2 separate regions of the Homo sapiens genome follow, and region 2 is linked to region 1. The links are chromatin loops, found by intact Hi-C in ENCODE. Cell type or tissue: breast epithelium. All regions are shown on one strand. Each heading gives the region's core, and the rest is flanking DNA. Links, peaks and the distances in the headings are about the cores only. Region 1 overlaps FGFR3 (fibroblast growth factor receptor 3). Region 2 overlaps FAM53A (family with sequence similarity 53 member A).

What was found. A loop is a pair of places that touch in the nucleus more often than their neighbours do. Peaks named below come from ENCODE experiments on the same cell type or tissue, not always from the same donor. Only the 100,000 strongest peaks of a DNase experiment are listed, where the experiment ranks them.
Region 2: it touches region 1 in a loop (2.4-fold over the local background); 1 of 110 quality-filtered maps calls a loop at or near these places.

What each region holds. Positions count from the first base shown.
Region 1 is chr4:1,793,375-1,796,263 of GRCh38, forward strand. FGFR3 (fibroblast growth factor receptor 3) reads left to right here. Exons shown (of 18, transcript NM_000142.5): 1 at 1-91; 2 at 459-669. The coding sequence starts at 561. Among named protein-coding and RNA genes, the nearest start is that of FGFR3, 1.5 kb to the left of the region's middle. RefSeq lists a silencer at 27-176 and an enhancer at 1,885-2,413. In breast epithelium, for the core only: no CTCF peak of the experiment used is centred there; no DNase peak of the experiment used is centred there; H3K4me3 peaks cover 2,095 bases; H3K27me3 peaks cover 2,186 bases.
Region 2 is chr4:1,653,408-1,656,296 of GRCh38, forward strand. FAM53A (family with sequence similarity 53 member A) reads right to left here. Exons shown (of 5, transcript NM_001174070.3): 4 at 1,571-2,316. Among named protein-coding and RNA genes, the nearest start is that of FAM53A, 29 kb to the right of the region's middle. In breast epithelium, for the core only: no CTCF peak of the experiment used is centred there; no DNase peak of the experiment used is centred there.

The DNA.
Region 1 (2,889 bases), core at 378-2,877:
CCGGCCGGAGGGACGGGGCGGGAGCTGGGCCCGCGGACAGCGAGCCGGAGCGGGAGCCGCGCGTAGCGAGCCGGGCTCCGGCGCTCGCCAGGTCCGTGCTTGGGGCCGGGCAGGCTCGCGGAGGGGTCCAACGGTGCTCGCGGAGGGGTCGGGGCGCGGCTGTCGCGGAACCACAGAGGTCCCTGCAGCGGGCCGGGCCGGGGCGCGGGCTTCCCGCTCCGGAAAGTTTGCCGCCGCCGCCGCCCTGGGAGGGCTTTGCAGCAGCCAGGGAGGGAAGGGGGAGGAGGGAGGGACCGCGGCGGGGAGGAGGCGGCCGGCGCCAGGCGGCCCGGGAGCCCTGGGCGGCGGCGGCGGCGGGCGGGGCGGCTGGGGGTCGGAGGGGTCGGGACGCAGGAGCCGGCCACCGCCGCTTTCGTCCCTGTCCGCCCCTCTAACGAGCTGCCTTCCTCCTCCTGTAGTCTCCCGAGCGGCGCCCGCCTCCCGCCGGTGCCCGCGCCGGGCCGTGGGGGGCAGCATGCCCGCGCGCGCTGCCTGAGGACGCCGCGGCCCCCGCCCCCGCCATGGGCGCCCCTGCCTGCGCCCTCGCGCTCTGCGTGGCCGTGGCCATCGTGGCCGGCGCCTCCTCGGAGTCCTTGGGGACGGAGCAGCGCGTCGTGGGGCGAGCGGCAGGTAAGAAGGGACCCACTAGGCACGGGAGAGGCCGGCCCGTGCGGGCAGAGGCGTTGGGGACGGGAACCGGCCCCGGGTCGGAGGGGCCGCCGGGTGTGAGTGACGCCCCGGGGTTAGAGCCCGGATTCCGCTGCCTCCTTGCCGGAGAGCGCGGCCAGAGCTAGCGCGGCGACTTGTGGTGCGCCCGGAGCCGCAGCTACCCTCCAAGTGCGAGGCCACCACGGGGAGCCAGGCTGGGGGTTGGCGTCCGCAGCCCCGATCCCCTGCGACTCCCTAGCCCTGGCCTGTCGGGAGGGCGCGGGGGGCCCCATTTCCACGATTCCCGCTGTTGTTATTCGGGTTCTGCGCAGACGGAAAGTTCCCATTGTTGGCGTCCCCCTCCCCCGGGCCCCAGTTTGTGGCCAGCTTCGGCCAAGGCGAGAGACCGGACTTCTAAGGGTGGGTGTGCGCGTCAGCGAAGCCCGGCCCCTGCCCGCCCGAAGAGGCAGCAGCCTCCAGCGTCCCCGCTGCCGACCCTGCCCCTGCCTGGGGGCCGAGGGCGCTTCCCCGTGGGTGCGCGCCGAGCTCCAGGCAAGCGAGGGGCGCGTGTCCCAGCGTCGCGGGCCCTAGACTGGGCTGGCGGTCCAGGTCCCGCGGGACGTCGAGGGTCTGAAGGGAGGTCCCAAGGGGCGAGGGGAGGGGAAGGGGCGCCCGGCCGGACCTGCACACGCGCCGCGGTTCCTCGTGGGCCGGGCCGAGAGCTCCGGTGCCGCCGCCGCGTACACCCGCAGCCGGCTCCGGACGGGCGAGGGGGGCGCGCACAGCTCAGCCCGGCGGCCGCGCGGAGGGAGGCCTTGGCCCGGTGAGCTCGCGCCCCACCCGGGCCGAGGCCCGAACAGCCGCTTCTTTGTACCTCGACGCGGCCACAGACCGCGCATTGATGGCGGCTCGGCGGCTCGCGGGGAGGTGTGAGCGACCGCGGGCGCGGCGGGCCGGGGAGGGCGCCTGGAGGGCCGAGGCAGATGGCGTCCGCCCCGCCCGCGCCCCCGCGCCCCTTTCTCCGTCGGCGGCTGCAGCCTCCCGGAACAATGTCATTTTTTTTATGAATGAAAGTGGCCCGGCGCTTGAATGTGCGTGTCATTCAGCGGCGTGACAGGGGCCGTCGGGAGGTCAGCGCGCGCTTTTAGCGTCTGCTCGGGCGGCCCCGCTTCCAGGGGTGCCGGAGGGGCGGCCGCGGGGGGAGCTTGGCTTTCGCATTCTCATTCAGATAAAGATATTACTCCCTACGGCCCGGGAATGTCAGCCAGCCCCGGGGAAGGGCGGCGGCCAGGCTGCGGAGCCTCTCCTGGACCCCCTGCGGGCGCGCGGGGCCTCCCCCAGTCGCTCCTGGAACGCCCCGCCCACCCCTCCCCCGGGGCGGCGCCCCCGCCCGCACTGGAGCTGGTGAAACAGGTAGTGAGTTGATCGGTCAATAAACTTAATCCGGTTCCTTAACAAGATGGGCCGGGCAGTAAAAATACAAAGACCTCGTGAAATGGACTGAGGTCTAGGCTGGCGCTTGCCCGGGAACATAAATTATGGAGCCTTGGCTCGCAGGGGTCAAGGGCGGTGGGAAAGGTTTTGGCCACTGGACTGCCCTGGCCACCCCAGGCCCTGCCAGGACAGCCCCCATCTCCCCAGGGGGCCGTATTCCTGGTTGGGACCTGGAGTGACCCCCCAGGGTGCAGGGAGGTACACAAGGTCGGCTCTCCCACAGTCCCACCCCACCCAGCAGGGGTCTGGGGGTGCAGGGCCTTTCCCGAAGGTGCTGGCTGCAACCTCCCCCACTCCTCCTCTGCAGGGCTGGACTTTGAGCCGCGTGGGCCTCTGGGTGGTTCATTAACCTGGGCTGAGCCTGGCCTCCAGGTCCTTGTGTGAGCCTAGGAACCCCTTGTTACCCACCCCCCAGCTCCCCAGCCCTCAGGTCTCACTTGGGGCTAGATCTGGGGCTGTGGCACCCCTTGTTACAGCTGAGCTTGAGTGGGAGCCCAGGGGCTTGGGGTCTCCTGGAGGACGGGGATCTAAAGTCACCTCATCTAGGGAGGCATGCAGCCCTCACCTGAGTGATTCAGGAGTGAATGAGCCAGGAGTGGAGCCACCTTTGGTGGGGTAGGGGTCAGCCTGGACCTCTAGGCTGCCAGCTCAGGCTCGGGTGCCCTCTTCGAACCTCAGTTTCCTTACCTGTCCAAGAGAACCGATAAT
Region 2 (2,889 bases), core at 89-2,588, 140 kb before region 1:
TCATCAATACGTCGCTGGCACCATCATTCCCCGCCCCACAACGTGCTGAGCCGGCAGCTCCCTCCTCTGCTCCCATCCCTCCTGGTCCCCGTGGGGCCTGACACCCACGCCATGCACACCCCAAGCCCTGGCAAGCAGGGACAGCCTGCTTGTGCTATGTCCAAAGCTTGCCACCAGCTTTCCAGCATTTACTGGCTTCCCCAGGTCAGCCCATCTCATAGCAAAAGATCAGAGCCTTCTCTAAACCCTGCTCTCTGCAGAAAAGTTTCATAGCAGGGAAGTCTGGGTTTTCAACTCACCTCAAGCCCCCCGGAAGAATCAACTGGAGAGCCCACTGATCAGAAGAGGCAAAGCTCACGGTGCCCTCAGCGTGGCCTAGGACTAGCGTCCTGGAGGACCCTGGGGGATCCCACCTGGCACGCCGGCCACACTGCTCTCCAGCTCTGGGCTGTGGCCAGGTCGAGGAGGACCTGGGCCATCTGTGCCCCTTCTCCAGTCACTGTCCCCACAGGATGCCCAGGCCCAGCCCACCCGAGCAAGACAGTGCAGCCACACTATGGACAGCTCCACCCACATCTACAGCCCCCAGAGGCAGGGCATGGGCAAGCCTGTGGCCCGGAGGATGGGGCTGGGGATGAGAGTTCAGGGGGCTGCCAAGGCCACAGGTCATTGAGGAGACAGGCTGACACTGATCCCGCCCCACCCTAGCCACAGCCCCACTCGGCCCTGGCTGGTACTCAGTTGGCATCGGGAAGTCCTGTTAATTTCTGCCACTGCCCAAAGCTTCCCCGACACAGATGACCCAGTGAGTGTGCACACAGCCCACCCTACTCTGTCACGGCTCTGCCATCTCCCTCCCCGAGCGCTGCCGGGCCCCCAGAGGTCTCTGGTGAATGCACTCCCTTAGTAACACAGAGCAAGACCTGGGAAAGCCTCCTCAGTCCTGTTTCCTTCCTTAACTCTGTGCCAACCACGGCCTGTGACGGGGGTGTGGAGAGGTGGGTGGCACTGAGAATCTTCAAGTGGGTGAAGGCTCTCTCCTACATCCAGACAGTTTCTGCAGGAGGTGCCTGTACAGTCCCAAAGCGCACAGGCGCTGCTGGGCTCTGAGCTGCAACATGCACACCCACCAGCTCCCACAAGAGAGGACCCCGGGCTCTGCCTCGAATGGGGCTCCCAGGACAGCTTGTTACTTCCTGAGCCATCACCAGAAAAAGTCAGGGGACTCCCCAGCAGCTGAGGCGGGGGGCGGCTCAGCCAGGCCAGAAACCCACAGCTCCGTTCTGCTGCCTCCCCCAGGCCTCACTGCAAGCCTGGCCGGCCACCCTGGGCCGTGTGTGGGGCTCTGCCTCTGCGGGAGCAGGCGGGGTGAGCTGGGTGCTCTGACACCAGGACAGGCCCCCGATCGCTCCCACGCACTCCAGATGGCTCTCCTCACTCCTTTCCTCCCAGCCCAGAGAAGACCAGCCGGATGCTAACAGCCACATCCAGAGAATCAGCCAGCCTCACCCCAGCACCGCCCTGTCCAGATCTACGCCCCTCTGAGCCCCTGGAAATAAGAAAGCCTCACCTGGGTCATTTTCAGGAAGTCCAAGGATGGGCGTGTCCACCTGGCGTCCTCCTCACGCCTCCGTTTGCGCCGGCTCCTCTTCCCACTGAGCACGCAAGGCTGTGAGCGGCACCGGAGCAGCCCACGGCGCCCGCCCAGCGCAGGCGTGGACGTGGGGCTGCTGCTGGCCCAGGGCAGGGGAGTGCCCGCACCCGCGAGTCGCTCCTGTGAGAGGGACGGGCGGCGCCTCGTGGAGGGCAAGCAGGACTCCGCGGAACACCAGAGCGGGCCTGAGCCCGCACTGCCCTCGCTGCTGTCCACGAAGCCGCCGCTGGCGGAGGACGGCCGGGGCGTGGCGGGCGAGGTGGGACCGGTCGACCACACAGCACTCCTCGGCAGGACGGCGCCGGGGCTTCCCTGCCGCGTGGCACTCCCGCCGCTGTCGCACCGCCTCTTGGAGACTGGAGTCCAGACCTTGGAGCTGCCGGGGCGCCAGGGGGACCGGCAGCGCACAAGCTCCTCGGGTTCTGACAAGGACCGGCAATGCCGCTTGGTCGGTGGGGCCGTGGACGAGCCTGTGCTTTCACTGGGGTCCACGGTGCTGGCTGCACCCAGGCCTGCGCCTGGGCGCGGGGACTGTGGCTGCCACTGAAGACCCATGGTGTGAGCGGCAGCAGACAGGCCCGGCAGGAAGGAGAAATCAGGGCCCGTGGCTGCCTGGCTTCTGACGGGCGGTCCTCCACTGAAGACCTTCCAGGGACTCTGGTCTACAAAAAAAGACACAAAGAGGCAGGGGAAGAGACAGGTGAGCCACAGGGCAGGCGACATCCATCCCGGCAAACAGCCTGGCAGAGCTGTCAAGGGCACAACCCCATCGCCGCCACCCCTGGGCGTGCTTCTCCAAGATGTCCGTGGCGCACAGTGGACACCAGCCCCGCCTGCCCTTGCTGGGTTAGCTGCGGGGCTCGGCTCACTTCTTAAAGGGGACACCGTGTCTGAAGGAGGTGTCAGCCTCCCCACCGGTGCCTCCCTGAGAACAACCGCACGGCTCTGCTCTCCCGACAGCTTTGCTAAAACATTCTTCCCGCATCCTCAAAATGCCCCTCTCCCTCTGTGACCAGGCATCTCAAGGATGTGCGGCTACCCCGGCCAGGACTCTCCAGGGCCCCTTCTTAAAGCAGCTCAGGTCCCTTAGTAACATGGGCAACACAGGGTCACACCTGCTGCCACGGTCTTCAGGGAGAGTCTGAGCCCCAGAAACTCCTCACAAACCTCAGAGCCACCAGGTCCAGGCCTGGAGCCCCTTCCCAAGTCTCACTTCCTGCACAACTGTCCTGGGG